3 separate regions of the Mus musculus genome follow, and regions 1 and 3 are each linked to region 2. The links are chromatin loops, found by intact Hi-C in ENCODE. Cell type or tissue: heart. All regions are shown on one strand.

Region 1 (2,500 bases), 64 kb after region 2:
GCCTGGCTAGTGGCAGTCCTCTCTGCTTCCATATCTACATGCTGGCTTCTAGAAACCTAGTGGTAGAAAATGGCCTCCTTCCTGGAAGGGGGCACCCTGCATCTGGTTAAACCAAGTGTTTGCAGAGCTCATCACCAAGTCCCAGAGCCTTAGATGTTTGCCTCCCAAGTGGAGGACCATGTCTGGCATCACTGAGACATCTTGGAGGGGCTGAGGAACCTCAAATAGGACAACCAAAGAAATGGCTCTTGGAAATACTTGCAGGATGTTTGGATATGTGCAGGAGATGTTTTCTAGAAAGCTCTAAGGAAATCCTGGAGAATAGCAGAGCCTTGTGCCAAGCTGCCTTCATCCTCTGGTCATAGTGTGGCAGAGACTCTTCCATTCTGCTCCTCTGGGTGCTGCTACTGTGAGTTTGTCCCCCTGAGATGGGAAGCTCCTACAGGACATATCTTCTCTCTCCTTATTGCTTTGTACCTGGTCCCACAAGCCAGACCACCCACTCTCATGCAGATATGGAGGCAGAGCAGAGAGGGAGGTACATGGGAGATGGAGAGGCCAGGAAGGAAAGGGCCAGTGAGGCAGAAGCTTGGAGGACACATCTTCACAGCAAGAATATAATGGGCATCCAGAAAGATGCTGCCAGGTACAGTGAGGCACCCTGCAATCAATCCCAGCACTCCAGGGAGACCCTGAAGGGTCACAAGTTCCAGGACAGCCTTGGCTATCTAGTTAAACCCTTTCTCAGAAGCTAAAATCAAAACAGTGCAGAAAGAAAGAGATACTTTACTAAACAAAGATCCCATCGCTTGCTGTGGCCACCAAGGTGGGTGGGCTCCCCAGCAGCAGGAAGGATAGACAGAAAAGCCAAAGCTTTATACAGGAAATATGGGATGTAGACGGTAAGTACACAGGTGTCTATCTTCTTTATTGCTTTTGTTCAAATGGACAGACCGGCTGGCCTCTGTCCATTCCAGCAATCCTGCCAAAGCTCTGGAGAGCCAGCTGGAGCCTGGCCAAGTGGTTATTAAAATAGTCGCTGAGGCAACACTGCCCTCTACTGACCACAGGTTGTCATGTCTCTGAAGCCGCTCTGCCCAGCAAAGGGCTTGAGTTAACTTGTTTCCTCTCAGCCTTGTCCTTTGTCTCCCCTTTGCCCCACTTTGTTGTAGCAATCTGTTCAGATTTCCTAGGACTTTACAGACACTGTAAAGAGCGCCATCTGGGACCAGCAGAGCCCAGACAACGTGCCAGGCCAGCCAGTGTCTTTGCTGCTTCATTGTCTTCTAATAGCTGTTTGCTGAGTCTCTGCTGGGGAAACACAGACCTAGGGATATGTGTGGAGCAAAGCTCCAAGCTGCCTTGGTGAAACAGGGGTTAAGACTTGGGGTTAAGACCAATGATAAAGCAAGGAGTGAACTAGTATGCAATGAGCCAATGACTCAGACACATCAGCAACTAGAAACATTTCTCCCTCTGTGTGTGTGTATGCATGTGCATGTGGGCATGTGCATCTGCATGTGTGTGAATGTGGGCATGCGCATCTGTGTGTGTATGCACGTGTATGTGAACATGTGCATCAGCATGTGTGTATGTATGCATGTGTGTATGCATGCATATGTGAGCGTGTGCATCTGCGTGTGTGTATGCATGTGCATGTGAAAATGTGCATCTCTGTGTGTATGCATGTGTGTGAGCGTGTGCATCTGCGTGTGTGTATGTATGTATATGAGCATGTGCATCTGCATGTGTGTGTATGCGTGTGTATATGAGAATGTGCATCTCTGTGTGTGTGCATGTGTGTGTGAGCATGCACATCTGCATGTGTGTGTATGCATGTGTATGTGAGAATGTGCATCTCTGTGTGTGTATGCATGTGTATGTGAGCATGCGCATCTGCATTGTGTGTATGTGAGCATGCGCATCTGCATGTGTGTATGCATGTGTGTGTGCATGTGAGCATGCACATCTGCATGTGTGTGTGTGTGTGCATGCGTATGTGAGCCTGTGCATCTGTGTGTGTGTTGCAAGGATGAGTGTACCTACCCATACTCACACTAAGGCCAGAGGAAGATGTGGTATTGGGTATGGGTTTTGTAGCTTTTGTTTGTTAACTAGGCCAGTGGCCAGTGAACCCCTGTAATCCTCCTGTCTCTGCCACCCCATCCCCCAGCATAGGGTTAGAGGCACACAGGTGGCCTTGTTCAGCTCTTCCCCTTGGTGCTGGGATCTGAAATCAGGAACTCACATTTGCACGTCGAGCACTCTTACTCACTGAACTGTCTTTCCCGGCTACATGATTCATCCTTTAACGGTTACTGATCAGATGTCCAGGTGGTATGTTCAATTTCAGGAAATGGTTGCCAAATATTCCAAGTAAACTGATACTGAATCTCTTTACCAATGGGAAGAAGTATAGAAGAACACCGGGCTTTAAACAGTACCGGCCTGCGTGCATGCAGGTCTCTTAATAGGGCACCTGAGACAAGAGGACTCCCTG
Region 2 (2,500 bases):
GCAGAGACAAGCAGTCAGAGACCGAGGGAGCAGGAAGGCTTGCTTCATTCAGTCCTTCTCAAGGAGCCTGCACACACACACACACACACACACACACACACACACACACACATCATCCTGTCGAATAGGGGTGGGCCACCACGTTGCTTAGCTACAGGGGCTCTGTGAGGGAATGTGGCCCAGGTGTATGTACAGAGAGGTTTCCTAACTTTGTCTTTCAAACCACCCCTCACTAACCCCACATGGATTCTCTCATGGATGCTTAGGAAATGTCATTTGTCAGCTCTTCCCCCACCAGGTGGGAGAGGCTTCATGTCATGTTCCTTTATCTTCCCACTACAACCCTCTCCATGGTGCACCAGGGCCATTGATTTTATCTTTGACATTCTCTGCTTGAAACTCTGCTTGAAACATATTTCCTTCGTAGCAAAGCCCACATCATATTCGGCTATGAAACACCCATGCCCAGGAAAATGCCCAGTGTGTCAGAGTTCCTCTTGTGAGGTCTGGCAAACAAGCTGATTAATTAATTGATGAGTTTACCAGTGTTGATCGTTACGAGCTCTTGGAGTCAAGTGTCTGGCGCTTACAGAATTCTGTGACCTGGCACTTTACAGATTTGTAGCTCATCTGTCCTTAGCCACCAGCATACAGGAGGGAAGGAGGGCGTGGGGACAGGAGGAAGGACCTTCAAAGCTCTACGCCCCTAGGCGATCACCTGGGGTGCATCAGTCACTGTGGATAGCTCTCAGATCTTATGTCAGGGAGGCACAAAAGCCCAGGAAGGGAATGGTACATCAGGCCCTTCCATGTTCACCCTGTGGCTGTGCTTCTAAATGAAGGAAAACTGAGCAAGAGAAAAAAAAAAGAAAGAAAAAACCAAAAAAACAAAAAACTTCTGAACTCAGACAAGGTGATAATAAAAGACAACCAGGGTTTTATGAAGATGGCCCTGGACAAAGAGGTAGCAGATGGTGTCTGACTCAGTTCCAATACTTTGCATCTTCAGTGAGGTATTGTAGCCTCTTAGAGCCTCCAAAACTGGGCTAGTAATCCTGCCCTAGGTCCTCAGGTGGCTGCCCAACTATTCTGCCTAACAACTCTGCTACAGGCCCTCCAGCAGCTGCCCAGCCATCCTGAACGACTCTAAAGAGACACCCTCAGGAAATACAAGGCTCGGAATTTTCTCTATCTTAAAGTGACTTCCGGAGCCCCCAGGACAGTTATTTTAGAAAAGGTTGAAAGTAAGTTTTCAGGCCTGTGGGCTAATGCACTTCCCTCCGAAAAGAGTGATTCTTAGAGGCGCTCAGAAGCTGGGAAGCTAGCCATAAATAAGGCTTATCTGGCCTGTCCTGCATTGCCAAAATTCTTTTGTTCTGAAATTTAAACAAAGACAGACCTGATGTTTTACTGACCCCTTGTGGACATAAGAGGAAATGGATTTTTCCGGCAGATTTGTATCTCCTGTCATGACTAAGGAAGCCCAACTTTCAACCTCACTGGCCTGATGGAATCCCACAAACTCTTCCATCATCATCCCAGGACTCCCAACTCCTACCCCAGGCACTGGCAGCCATCTCCACTGACCAGCTAACTGGCACTTCAGTCTGTCTGGAGAGCCACTTGACAGCACAATGCTAGATAAGGAAGGCACTGGCATAGTCCCAGGAAGCCATTACAGCACAGACTGGAGTTCCTTCCCTGCCAGAGACTCTGACTGGAGTAGGGAGCGCTGGGGATCTACATCTTACCAAGCAGCAATTCTGATTCCGTGTATTGTTCTGCAGGACCAACCTGAAAATGTCAACATGCTCAAGGTCCCTCCTCTCAGCAGTGAGGAAATTAAGACATTAAAGGGCTGTTCAGTCAGGACTGCCAATAAAGCATGTAAAAATCAATAAAGTCACACAAGCATGAAGGCCTGGGTTTGGTCTCACACCCAGGTAAAAGTTGAACATTATCCTAGTCTGCCTTCTATTGCTGTGATAACCACCACGGCCCAAAGTAGCCTGGGGGAAGGGGTTTGTTTGGCTTATACATCCTTACCTCAGACTATTATTGAAGGAAGTCAGGGCAGGAACTCAAGCAGGAGCAGGGGCAGGAACTATGTGGGAGTGCTGCTTAGCGGCTGTTCTTAGGCCCACAGTTATCTTACCTTTCTTATACAGTCCAGAACCACCTGCCTAGGGATGGTACCACCCACAGTGGGCTGGGCCTTCCCACATCAATCATTAATCAGGAAAATGCTCTACAGATGTACCCATAGGCCAATTCAATGGAGGTGTTTTCTCAGTTGCAGTTCCTCTCCCCAGATATGACTAGGTTTGTGTAAGTTGACAAAACTAAACAGTACAGGACTTATGATGGGCTATGGTCCCAGCACTGGGTTGGGCCAACAGTTGTGGTGGGCCTATGGTCCCAGCACTGAGGTAGACCAACAATTATGGTGGGCCTATGGTCCCAGCACTGGGGTGGGGCAACAAGAGGATCCCTAGGGCTC
Region 3 (2,500 bases), 54 kb before region 2:
GCCTGCCAGGGAAGCAGTGTGAGTCAAGAGCTGGAGAGAACTGCCCACCCATCCTCCCATCTAAACTCCCAGTCTTCTACGTGTCCTGTCCTAGCTGCAAAGCATGGCTCAGCACAATGTTGAATACATAGTGTAATCAAAACTCCCATGCAACTGCAGCAACAAAAATAGTATTATCCAGCTTTCTGTATTCATGGTCTTTTATTGAGTAGAAAAGCAAATATCATTGAGCCAGATTCGAGTAGACAAATATATACAACCATTGGTAATTTAATATTTTGTGCTAATGGTATACACTGTAGATACAACCCAAGAGGAGTAAATTACAATCCTATCAATAATACATTGTGTCTGAGCTCTGGGTTCCCAGTACACATGAAAATGTATATTAGCAAAAACTCTCTGGATATTAAAAGCTGTGCACATAATGAGGTGCAGGACACAGAATCAGGGTCTTCAATGGGGGCTGGGGGGAGGGGGAAACAGCCCATGCTGCCATTGCCGAAGCTGGTAGTAAATAAAGATAACACACTCTACCCTCAGCAGATCACCCAGTGAGAAACAACCTGCCAGCTTGCAGGTCCATGCTCACCTTGTTTCTTTAAGCCTTGGGAACTATCCAGTGTCAACAGTGAGGCTGAGGGGGCTCCAGAGAGCCCCAGGACAAAAGGTAATACTGAAGAGAAAGACCATAGGCTATCCTTTTCCTGACCCAGCCTCTCCTAGGTGTGCAGGATCTTCTAAAACAAAGGAAGGTGGGGCCAATGACTTGTAAGAAAGAGCTCACCACCTGCTGGGATGTGCAGGACTTCTTAGAATTGTAAAGGTTCTAGCCACTACAGTTTTGTCAGCTAGCGCAAATCCCCCACTTTGCTGCTTGCATGCGGGAAAAACACCCGGGAGAAGTGTATGACAGTCTTGCTTCAGAATGAGGAAGAGTTGCTGCCATACTAACATAAGAAATGAAGACAAATTAGGTTAATGTCTGCAGGAACACTAGTTAGTGCCACTGTCACACACTGGCCTTTGACCTTTCCTGACTCAAAGAATATTGAGGGCAGGTGAAGCCAGGACTTCTGGTCTTTTTTTTTTTTTTTTTTTTTTTTTAAATCAGACCCTGGAAGAAGGAGAGCGCCAGAAAGGAGGGGAGGCTATGAGGGCTCTGAAGAAGAATGCTGTGACTGTAGATTGCAGTCTCCAGCTCAGAGATGAAAGGGACTGGTCAGACAGACACCAATTCCCTAACAGAAATAGAAGCTCCCTGAATTAAGGTGACTTCTCTAGGCTTTCTGGAGAGATCCGACTATGCATCAAAGAAGAACAAGGCAAACACTTCCTTTTGTCTGCAGATAAGACGCAGCATCTGGATGTCTCTTTACCTCCCCCACCCCCTCCCCCTTCCTTCAATCCTACCTCCTACCACCTCTTCAAGTCTTCCTTTCCCAGTTGATTGTCAGATATCAGGGAAGGGTGGGACACCTGGTGGGAAGTAGGGGAATTACACTGCAGTGAACCCTCTAACATGGAGAAACAGCAGGGAGGGGTAAACACACACCCTACACCAAAGCAACAATAAAGATGACCTGTGGCAGAAAGTGACTTCAGTTTTTGCTGTGTTTAACTATATCTGAGAAACACAGGTGTCTAAGAACAACTGTAGTGAGCCCATAGATGAACAAATACATGGGGTGACTGGTACAGTTGCCTCCTCGTGTTGCAAGTAGATGCAAGTTCAAAGAACTCTCCAAGCTAAATATCTGGAAGGAGACCATGCCAAGGGAATCCAGGTGAGAGGTGCTCACTGAGGTAGGCTTCAGTAATGCTGTGCCCAGCAGTAGCCAGCAGCCACCCACAAGCTTCTGAGTCAGCATGTGAGTGGTTAAGAGAGGTCAGATTAGATCTGGTGCCAATTTGATCTAGCCACCAGACTCTGGGCCAGCCACTTAACCTCTTTGAGACCCAATTTCCTTATCTGTCAAGTAGGAATAATGACAATAATGTCAAGGGCCCGTGAAGAGCCAGACGCTTCGTGCTTCGTGTCCATAGCATAATTTAATGCTCCCAGCCATTAGCAGATGCAATTGACATTTCAGGTTTATAGGTGACAGAGGGTGAGGGACTGGCGTGAAGTCGGCCTGTAAACAGTGGAGCTAAAAGTCAGGCCTGGCTCTCTGTTCTGGAGTTGGCACTGGGACCATTACTCCATCCCCTCTGCTGGTGTGAAAATCAGACAGTGCATTGGGGCTTGGATCTACATTGTCCCCACAGGCCAGTGTAGAGACTTGGTCCTCAGTGCTGGCCTGCTGGGAAATGCTAGAACTTTTTAGAGTGTTGCCTAATAGCAAAATTTGAGAGACCTGGAGGCAGGCTTTGCCTTCCATCCCTGCATCTCTCAGCTCCTCTGGAGTAAGTGGCTTTACCCCCCCACACACACTCACACACACACCCTCTCAAGCCAGTAACAACAGAGTGAGACCATTTCCCCATTTTAGGTGGACTT

Evidence for each region. Peaks named below come from ENCODE experiments on the same cell type or tissue, not always from the same donor. Only the 100,000 strongest peaks of a DNase experiment are listed, where the experiment ranks them.
Region 1: it touches region 2 in a loop (4-fold over the local background); 13 of 42 quality-filtered maps call a loop at or near these places.
Region 3: a loop joins it to region 2, with 2.2 times the contacts of the local background. A loop is called at or near these places in 2 of 42 quality-filtered maps.

The regions. Positions count from the first base shown.
Region 1 is chr1:193,384,873-193,387,372 of GRCm38, reverse strand. No RefSeq gene overlaps it. Among named protein-coding and RNA genes, the nearest start is that of Camk1g, 16 kb to the right of the region's middle. In heart, a CTCF peak has its summit at 1,057 (motif pointing left); a DNase peak (open chromatin) is centred at 1,042; H3K27ac peaks cover 766 bases.
Region 2 is chr1:193,448,641-193,451,140 of GRCm38, reverse strand. No RefSeq gene overlaps it. Among named protein-coding and RNA genes, the nearest start is that of Gm31753, 29 kb to the left of the region's middle. RefSeq lists an enhancer at 956-1,812. In heart, a CTCF peak has its summit at 1,414 (motif pointing left); a DNase peak (open chromatin) is centred at 1,640; H3K27ac peaks cover 2,141 bases.
Region 3 is chr1:193,503,102-193,505,601 of GRCm38, reverse strand. No RefSeq gene overlaps it. Among named protein-coding and RNA genes, the nearest start is that of Mir205, 3.2 kb to the left of the region's middle. In heart, CTCF peaks have their summits at 1,296 and 1,495; no DNase peak of the experiment used is centred here; H3K27me3 peaks cover 562 bases.